Linked DNA regions of Homo sapiens: region 1 is linked to region 2. The links are chromatin contacts, found by Hi-C or POLR2A ChIA-PET in ENCODE. All regions are on one chromosome and are shown on one strand. Each heading gives the region's core, a stretch centred on a gene start or an enhancer-like site at or near the end of the contact. The rest is flanking DNA. Distances are from core to core; before and after follow the strand shown.

Evidence for each region. A loop is a pair of places that touch in the nucleus more often than their neighbours do. ChIA-PET counts read pairs that join two places held with the same protein, here RNA polymerase II (POLR2A). Pooled maps may share reads with other maps.
Region 1: a map of Caco-2 shows a loop between it and region 2 (2.5-fold over the local background). The contact joins the enhancer-like site here to the promoter of HUNK in region 2. A Hi-C loop is called at or near these places in 4 of 168 maps with a recorded cell type or tissue (Caco-2, HepG2, IMR-90 and 1 more) and 6 of 50 pooled maps. POLR2A ChIA-PET finds 5 or more read pairs at or near these places in 4 of 52 experiments (A673, Panc1, WTC11 and 1 more).

Annotation. Positions count from the first base shown.
Region 1 is chr21:31,936,450-31,940,794 of GRCh38, reverse strand. HUNK (hormonally up-regulated Neu-associated kinase) reads right to left here. Exons shown (of 11, transcript NM_014586.2): 3 at 575-630. Among named protein-coding and RNA genes, the nearest start is that of HUNK, 66 kb to the right of the region's middle. Within about 2 kb of position 2,319, at least 2 of the 41 ENCODE cell types and tissues checked have a DNase peak (open chromatin) inside an H3K27ac peak, as active enhancers do.
Region 2 is chr21:31,871,186-31,875,146 of GRCh38, reverse strand. HUNK (hormonally up-regulated Neu-associated kinase) reads right to left here and starts at 2,127. Exons shown (of 11, transcript NM_014586.2): 1 at 1,212-2,127. The coding sequence starts at 1,472. RefSeq lists silencers at 854-1,033, 1,960-2,009.

The sequences.
Region 1 (4,345 bases), core at 1,070-3,569, 65 kb before region 2:
AGAACCACCTGAATTCGTCTAGAAAACGAGTTGTGCAGTGAATTTGCTATGGACCATGAATTATGAACCAATTATGATGCCCCATCTTGTAGCTTCCTTCTGATTGGTTCAGACTTCTAATTATCCCTTTGTGGGGACTTCTCTGCACAGCTCCCATTGTACCAACAAGCCTGAATAAAGATTGTATTAAAAAGAGAAGGTCAATTGCATTCTCCCTTACTTTAGGCATCCCTGCATTCACCAAGAAGTGGAATGAGATATGGCGAAGCTATGGGAAGCATTTCTAAGCCAAACTATCTTTCACTATTTTAAAGAAGTTTTCCAGTTAATCCAAATAAAAATAAATTCTACAAAAGGTCAGCTCCATCTGAATTTATGGAGAAGCTATAGTTTGAATAAGACAAGGAAACACATGACCCATTTTCAAAACCATTATTAAATATTGGAGGTAAAAGAAGATAATCTAGAATATTGTCTGGGTATTAGAGATAGACCATGGATAATTTTCAAAGTTGAGAACTGACAACACAACACTTAAAAGATACTTTTGCTTAAAAAAAAAAAAAAGTCATACCAATCAGCTTGATATTATTGTCTTCATCTAGTAGCAAATTCTCTATCTTCAAGTCTCTGAAATAAACAAAACCACACAGCATTTCAGATAAGCATTCGAAATAATGGAATTACATTTTGCTTCTGAAGGGAAATGAACTGTTTTTAGAGCCACTTCTAACCAACCCATAAAGCTTTCTGCCAAAACTCAATCAACAAGTAAATATTTAAAAGACATGATATATTAATAATTAATTGCTGTAGACTATAAAAGCTGAAGAATTTCAGACATGACAGACAGCAAAGAGGACAGAAGGGATCATGAAAAGTTTCTGGAAAAAGCAAGACCTAAACTGGAACCTGGAAGTTAAGCAGAACCAGGGTGTGGGGAGAGAGGAACACATCACTCAAGATGGCACAGCCTGAGCGGCCAGGCAAATATTTCATATGAATGTGGCCCTGGGTTGGTGACACTATGAGCAACATCAGATTTGGGGAAGCAATTTAAAAAAAAAAAAAAAAAAACAACACATGAGGCCGGGCACGGTGGCTCACGCCTATAATCCCAGCACTTTGGGAGGCCAGGGTGGGCAGATCACCTGAGGTCGCGAGTTCGAGACCAGCCTGACTAACATGGAGAAACCCTGTGTCTACTAAAAATACAAAATCAGCTGGGCATGGCGGCGCATGCCTGTAATTCCAGCAACTCGGGAGGCTGAGGCAGGAGAATCGCTTGTACCCGGGAGGCAGAGGTTGTGGTGAGCCAAGATTGCACCATTGCACTCCAGCCTGGGCAATGAGATCGAAACTCCATCTCAAAAAAAAAAAAAAAAAAAAAAAAAACACATGAAAGCCAACTTAATTGATGAGTCCAGTGACCTCCATGTTTGGAGCCCAAGGGTCATAACAAACTGGCAGGTGATGATAAGTTAATCTATTTAGCAGGCAGATATTATCATGGGCAAAATAATGGACTCCAAAGATGTTGGTGTCCTAATTCCTGCTGTCACACCCGAGAACATGTTAACTTTACAGAGCTCAAGGGAATTAAGTTCCAGATGGAATGAAGATTGCTAATCAGATAATGGGTGATGCCATGCATTGACACTGAGGTGACGGGAGGAGGTGGAAGGGAGAAATGAGCCCAGGGTCATGTTGAGTGTGAGGTGTCTCTGGTGTCTGCGCCTGCGACTGTAAGCTCCTAGAAGGCAGGAAACATGTCTACCCTGCTTCCCATTGCACCCCAGTACTTTTGCACATTCCAGGTACTCAGTAAATACCAATGAATCCAGATTACCGATGAGATCATTTGAGATTTCAGAAGCAGAAGTATTTATGTGGGCAAAGGATGTACTTGGACATCAAAACCATCTAGGTCAATTATTATCAGCTCTGGCATCTTAAATTGTAGCCTGCCAATGCAGGCATACCTTGAATGTTAACTATGTAAAAACACTCTTACACACACGCACACACACAGACACACACAAACACACACATACAAACACACGTTCTCTTCCACCGTTTTTAAACATACCATTCTTGGTCCAGCTTTTATTTTCTCACTTTTGAATAGAGAGATAAGCAAGAGAAATGTTTCTTTTTCCTCTTATCTCTATTGTAGGGAACTGAATGGCGTAATCATGTTAAAACAAAAACGGCAACTGATACACTACGTCAATGTCTGAAACAAAAAGGAGCGATAGCTAGGACTGGCTGTGGCAAACAGGACAGCAGTGCCCCACTTAACGGGGACAGCTACTCACGGCTCGGTCCCAACACTGCCAGCTCACCTCATTCTACAGAAGAAGCCAGAGGTCTGGATTTGATCTCAATTTTTAAATGTTGGCAACAAACTCATATTTAAAACAACCATAACCCCAACCTTGCAGGCTACCAGTTTTCAACCTCAATATGGGCAGATGCTGAAGCCTTGAAAGGACGTGAGATTGTGAAGGTGAGGGCAGAGAAGTGGTGCGGGGGAAAGACCCAACAGGCTGGTGGGGAACACTGGCATTCACAGCAAACTGGGAAAGAACAGTTGCGGGGTGGGCAGGGGTTATGTCAGCCAGGCTGTTGTCACAGGAAGGGCAGGACTACAAGATGGTAAGAATTAAGGAGTCAAATGCAGAAAAAAAGGTGAACTCTAAAAGGTGTCCAACAGATTCAGAGTTGCCAATAGCCTTAAGGCTGGGCACTGGCTGAGAAGGAAGATCCATGTTCAAACTGGGGATATAAACAGACATTCCCCAATCCAATGTGCCCACCAATGGGAAGAAGAATTACATACTTTCCCTTCACTCCAAATGAAACAATACACAGAATACTTCAAAACTGTGTCTGCCTTTTAAAGATATCACGTGTCCAAATATAGGGTGACTCCAAATATACAGTGATATCCTCGCTTTTCCAACAGGAAGACTTTGTCCCTCAGTAAAAGGTTTTTGGAAAACACAAATGTATAATTTTTAGGAATGCAATAGAATTATTAAATGACTGTTGATACTACTTATCTTTGAAGCTGCATCCTCCTATTTAAGACCATACATTAAAAGGTTAACATAGTTAATTTAAGAAATACTGTTTCCACACTGTCACATTTCATGAAACAATTTTATTCAAACTAGTCACAGGCAGAACCAGGATGACTTTTTGAGTCCTTGTGCAGTGGTTCAATGTAACATGATCTTTCAGGTGACTGGATATTTGAGATAAAGTATTTTTAAAATTTGCATATGAGGCACTTGCTGGAAATCTTATCCCAAATCATACACACCCATTTAAAATCTCCATAAATTAACCACTCAGTGAACTGTTTTGAGACTGGTCTCTCAAACTCTCACAATCAAGAGGCCGTATCTCTAGAAGTTATTATTAAAGCCCCATAAATGCTTTTACCTTCCTTCCTACTGGGTTCCTCGAGTGATTTCTAGAGCACCCAAAGTCATCAGTGAGCCAAATAAAGGTTTATGTGTCTTCTCTAACTAGTACTTTGTTATTGAAAATAAAATACTATGATTGAAATTGTGTCCTTATCATATGAGAGACTTGCAAGGACTCTGTAAGGCACTTCTTCTTTTCTGAAGATACTGAAGATGTAATATCAGCCTGACTTCTATTCAGGCATAAACAGTAATTCCGAAACACACACATGCATACACAAAATAGTATGCCAGCAATATCCCAAACTGTGATTCCGTGAACCCTGATTATAAACAGCAGTACTCTCTAAATCTAAAGGAAGGCCACAGTTTGTTTCAAACGAAGTTAAGCCCTCTTTGCCTGGGAAGAATGGAAGCCCCTCTAAGGCATTAAAGGAGAAATTTGGTTCAGAGCAAATACTGTGGGGAAAAACATCCTAAAGAGGCAAGGTAAAAGACAGCAACTGCCAAGAACAATAAAACTAAGTTGGGTAATTCTGGGGCCACAAAAGCCTAGAGAACAACCACAGTGATTAGAAGAATGATATAAACGAAAGACCAAAAATAAGAGAAAATGCAAAAGAAAAAAAAATATCCGCTTTTCAAATCTAGGAAATGTCCTAAAACTAGGGCAGGACATATTAAAAATAATTATTAGGCAAACTGAGAAAAAAATAAAATCAGTTCAAAGTCACTATCTTCCCACCCATAGCATCCCATTATAACCAACTCCCATCCCCTAAGAAAAATGCACAGAATAAACCTGGTTAACCTGGGTTATTTGTCCAGATTTCTAAAAGGTTTCAGTGACAACCAATCCAACTGCTTAAAGGTTCCATGGCTAGTTAATGGGAGGGTGAGCTACTTCTGTC
Region 2 (3,961 bases), core at 878-3,377:
CCACCTGCTCGGTTGGGAAGTGAACTCCGCCTTCCCTCCTTGCGGCTGACGCCTCCCTGACCCACGGACCACACAAAGGAGCTGGTCCCCCTCCAGGTTTGAGCCACCCCCAGCCTGGGGGCAGTCTTGAGCCCGAGATGACAGGAGCTTGGGACAGCTCCAGCCTGGATTGGCTCTGAGCTCGGGCAGCTCCAGCCTGGGGTGACCCGGCCTCAAAAGCGAGTCACCAAGCTCTTGGGTTTCTTCTCACAGCTCTAAGTTACACCTTCCATCTTACCTGCCCCTCGCCTGGCAAGGGTTCACAACCATCTAACTTCCAACAAGGCTGGAGAGGTGCCCCTTTTGGTCTCGCGGAGGTCCCCTTTCCTTTCCCCTCTTCTAGAAAGATAAGAAGGCATCTCCCAGTCTCTGGGGGGAGGTATCTGTAGTTCTGTTCCTGCCAGTAGCAGGGTCTTCACTGCAGCTCCCACCCTGAGGCTGGAGGGCACAGAGGAGCTGGGGGAACGGAGAGAAGGGGATGAGAATGGCGGGGATGAGAATGGTGGGTGATGAGGGGGCAGGGGTGGGAGGGTTGAGTGGATAGAGAGGAGCACAGGTTGAGGGATGGACAAGTGGAGGGCGGAGGCAAAAACCCTCCTCTGAGCACGAAAAATTCCCTAGCTGCCAAAAAACATTCCCTAGCTGCCGGAGCCCACAGGTGGGAAGGAATGCAGGATCTCAGCCTTCTCCCACCTCCTCCGAGAGCCCAGGACGGGGATCAGACTCTAAGCTCCCCCCAGAGGCTGGCTGTTAGCTTTCCTGCCCCCCCCGCCCCCCGACATAAGAGCCCACCTCCTCTAGCCCTGGTTCCCGCCTCGCCACGGATCCGCCGCCCCTGCCGGCCTGAAGGGCAGAGGGGCCCCATCCCGCCCCCCGCGCTAGTGTCGCCAGGCGGCGCCCTTCCACGAGCAGAACGGCCGCGCGGGACGCTTCCCGGGGCAAGGCCGTCCCCTCCCAAGCCCCCAACCCCCGGGCAGCGGACCGCAGGCCGCCTTCGGGAAAGGCTGCGAGATGCTGAGCGCGCGTTTTAACCCAACAGGAAAGCCGGGCGGAGGGGGAAGGCGCTTGGCCCGGGACTGCACACTGGGACTCCCAGTGCAGTGCTCCCCGCGGGGTCCTGGCCGCCGACTCCCGCCCCTGTGCCCCAGCCCCACGGCGCCCGGGAGACTCACCTTCTCCCCGGTCAGCACGTGCAGCCCCTCGCGCACCTTGGCAAAGGAGCCCTCGCCCAGCTTCCTGCTGCCGATGAGGTAGTTGCCCACGCGCTTGTGGTGCTGGAAGTCGCGGAGCCGCTCGCGGGGCACGCCGCTCACCCAGGCAGGCAGGAAACTTCCCTCGCAGGCCGCCGCGGGCCTGGCCGCGTCCTCCGCGCCGCCGCCGCCCCCAGGCGCCGCCGGCTCCCCCAGGAGCCCGTCCCCCGCCGCCGCCGGCATCGCGCTCGCCGCGGCCCGCGCGGCTCCTGCTCGTCTCCCGCGCTCGCAGCTCCTCCTCCCCAGGCTCTTCGGCTTCCCCGGCTTCTCCCGCCGCCGCCCTGGGCCCAGCCCCGCCTGGGTCTCCGCACCCAGAGCCCGGGGCCGCCGCGATCACGCCCCCCGCGCCGCCCAGCGAGGCGCGTAGACAATAGCGGCTGCCCAGGGGACGCGGGACCGGGGACCCCGCCCCCAAAAGTTCTTCCTCTTAGGGTCGCCCGGGCCCCTTTCAGGACACCAGGATCCCGCCCCGGGTCCCGTCCAGGAAGCTAATGACAGTCGCCCTGCTCGGGCGCGCGGGGTGGGGCGCGGTCCGGCGGCGCCTGGGTCCCGGGGTCCGGGTGCCTGGGTCCGGGAGCCCGGGTGCCTCCGCAGCCTCCGCCTCGCCGCCGCCGTCTGGCCCGCACGGGCTTGGGTCGGGCTCCCGCGATCGCTCCTAGCCGTGCGCTGGGCGGCCGCTCCCGCCGGAGAGAAGCGCGCGGCGGGCTGCCGGCGCCCTCTGGAAGGCAGCAGAAGAAAGCCCCATTCAGTTTGAATTTGCAGAAATTTAATCCGCTCGCGGGCGGCGGGAACAGATGCGAGCTCCACTCCGCAGCCCGTGCACTTTCAAATCCCTAGTAGCCCCTCCTTCCCCGCGCGCCACAGTCAAACTCGACCCTCGCTGGAGAGGGGAGGGCCCGGGGAGGGGAGCGGCGGAGTGGACGGAGAAGCCACCTGAGCGCCAGACAGGGAGAACCTGCGCGGCCTCGGAGGCGCGCGCTCCCGGGCCGCCCAGGTCGGGCCGCCTCCGGCTGCGCCTCTTGCCCGGATTCTGGGCTTGGGTTTTCTGGACCTTTCGGCGGTGAAATCCCCCACTGGCCGCACCCACCCGGGGCGGGGGGAAGGGGGAAGGCTCTCGAACTCCGTGGACTGTGAGTCGGGTTGCGTGCCCGGCCCTGAGTCCGCCACACAGTAGGGCCCCCTGGACCGGGGGTGGAAGGATAGATGGATGGCTGGAAGAAAGGGTGGGGAGGCGGCCAGGCGTCTGCCCGGGCTCGCACGCAGCCTGGTTGGCTGTGTTGGAGGAGGCGCAGCCACAGCAGTAATAGTAGCAGCAGCAATGTAGGAACCAGGGCGTTTGCTGCCTCTGCTTGTAGCTTACACCTTCTTTGCCTTCCATTGAAATGATGCCTGTGATTGCAGGAGGTGGACCGGCGCTCGCCTCTCTTCGATGCTTTTGTTCTGCAAGCGCTGTGACTGTGCTCATCGCATAAACAATTGCAACTGCCCTGACGACACTGGACCCTCTCCCAGGATCCCCAACGTCTTCTCAAACCGAAAATGAAGAATCTTGTGAGGGAGAAGGAGGAGGGTAGGTAGGAGGAGGCATTTACAAAATGCTACCTGTTGAGGTGCCCGCATTTGATGGAAACTTCACCCCGATCATGCAACATCAGAGCTGAAAGGAAGGATTTGGTCCTAACAAAGTTCCTTTCATTGTTTATTCCTGAGTAAACAAGTATGACATCGACCCATAGCAATGCTTTGAGATTGGGAGTGGGGGGTGGGGGAACAACAGCTGTCATCAATCCAGTGTCTGGGGGTCTCGCTGACCCATCTGAAGAGGGACGCAGAGAAATGCCTGCTTTCAATACATCTAATTTTAAATACGCTACTATATTCATCCACCTACCTGTTACAAGTCACCAGCCTCAGTTATTATGACGGAACATACTGCGTTTTCTGTTGTTCTGTCTCATTGTTCCCGTTTACCAATATTAAAGATACAGCTTAAAATGTTTTTCTTGCTGTGCTGAAGGGACTTCTTTGCTCCCACCGGCCTTGACTATTTCAGTAACGTTCATTCAATCCTTTTAATGTCTCTAATTCAGTAATCAAATCTTAACAGGACAGTTGCATGGGAGGGGAATGGTAACTAGCGTGGTGCCAGCAGAATAGATGTCCAGCAACTGTCTAAAGAATGAGGAATATGGAGCTCACTTTGGGGTAAAAACCACTCTGAGGCCGGGCGCGGTGGCTCACGCCTGTAATCCTAGCACTTTGGGAGGCCGAGGCAGGTAGATCACGAGGTCAGGAGTTCAAGACCAGCCTGGTCAAGATGGTGAAACCCTGTCTCTACTAGAAATACAAAAATTAGCCGGGCGTGGTGGCGGGCGCCTGTAATCCCAGCTACTCGGGAGGCTGAGGCAGAGAATTGCTTGAATCCAGGAGGCGAAAGTTGCAGTGAGCTGAAATCTTGCCACTGCACTCCAGCCTGGGCGACAGAGCAAGACTCCTTCTCAAAAAAAAAAAAAAAAAAACCACTCTGAATCTTCCATCAGAAACAGTTTGGGAGTCCACCCAATGTTGTGTTAATAGAGTATGATTTTTTTTAATGTTAGGACATGCACTCTTTATGAAAATTTAGAGATTTATTTATTAAGGTTTAAGGGAAATTTCTGAGACTGTTCCCC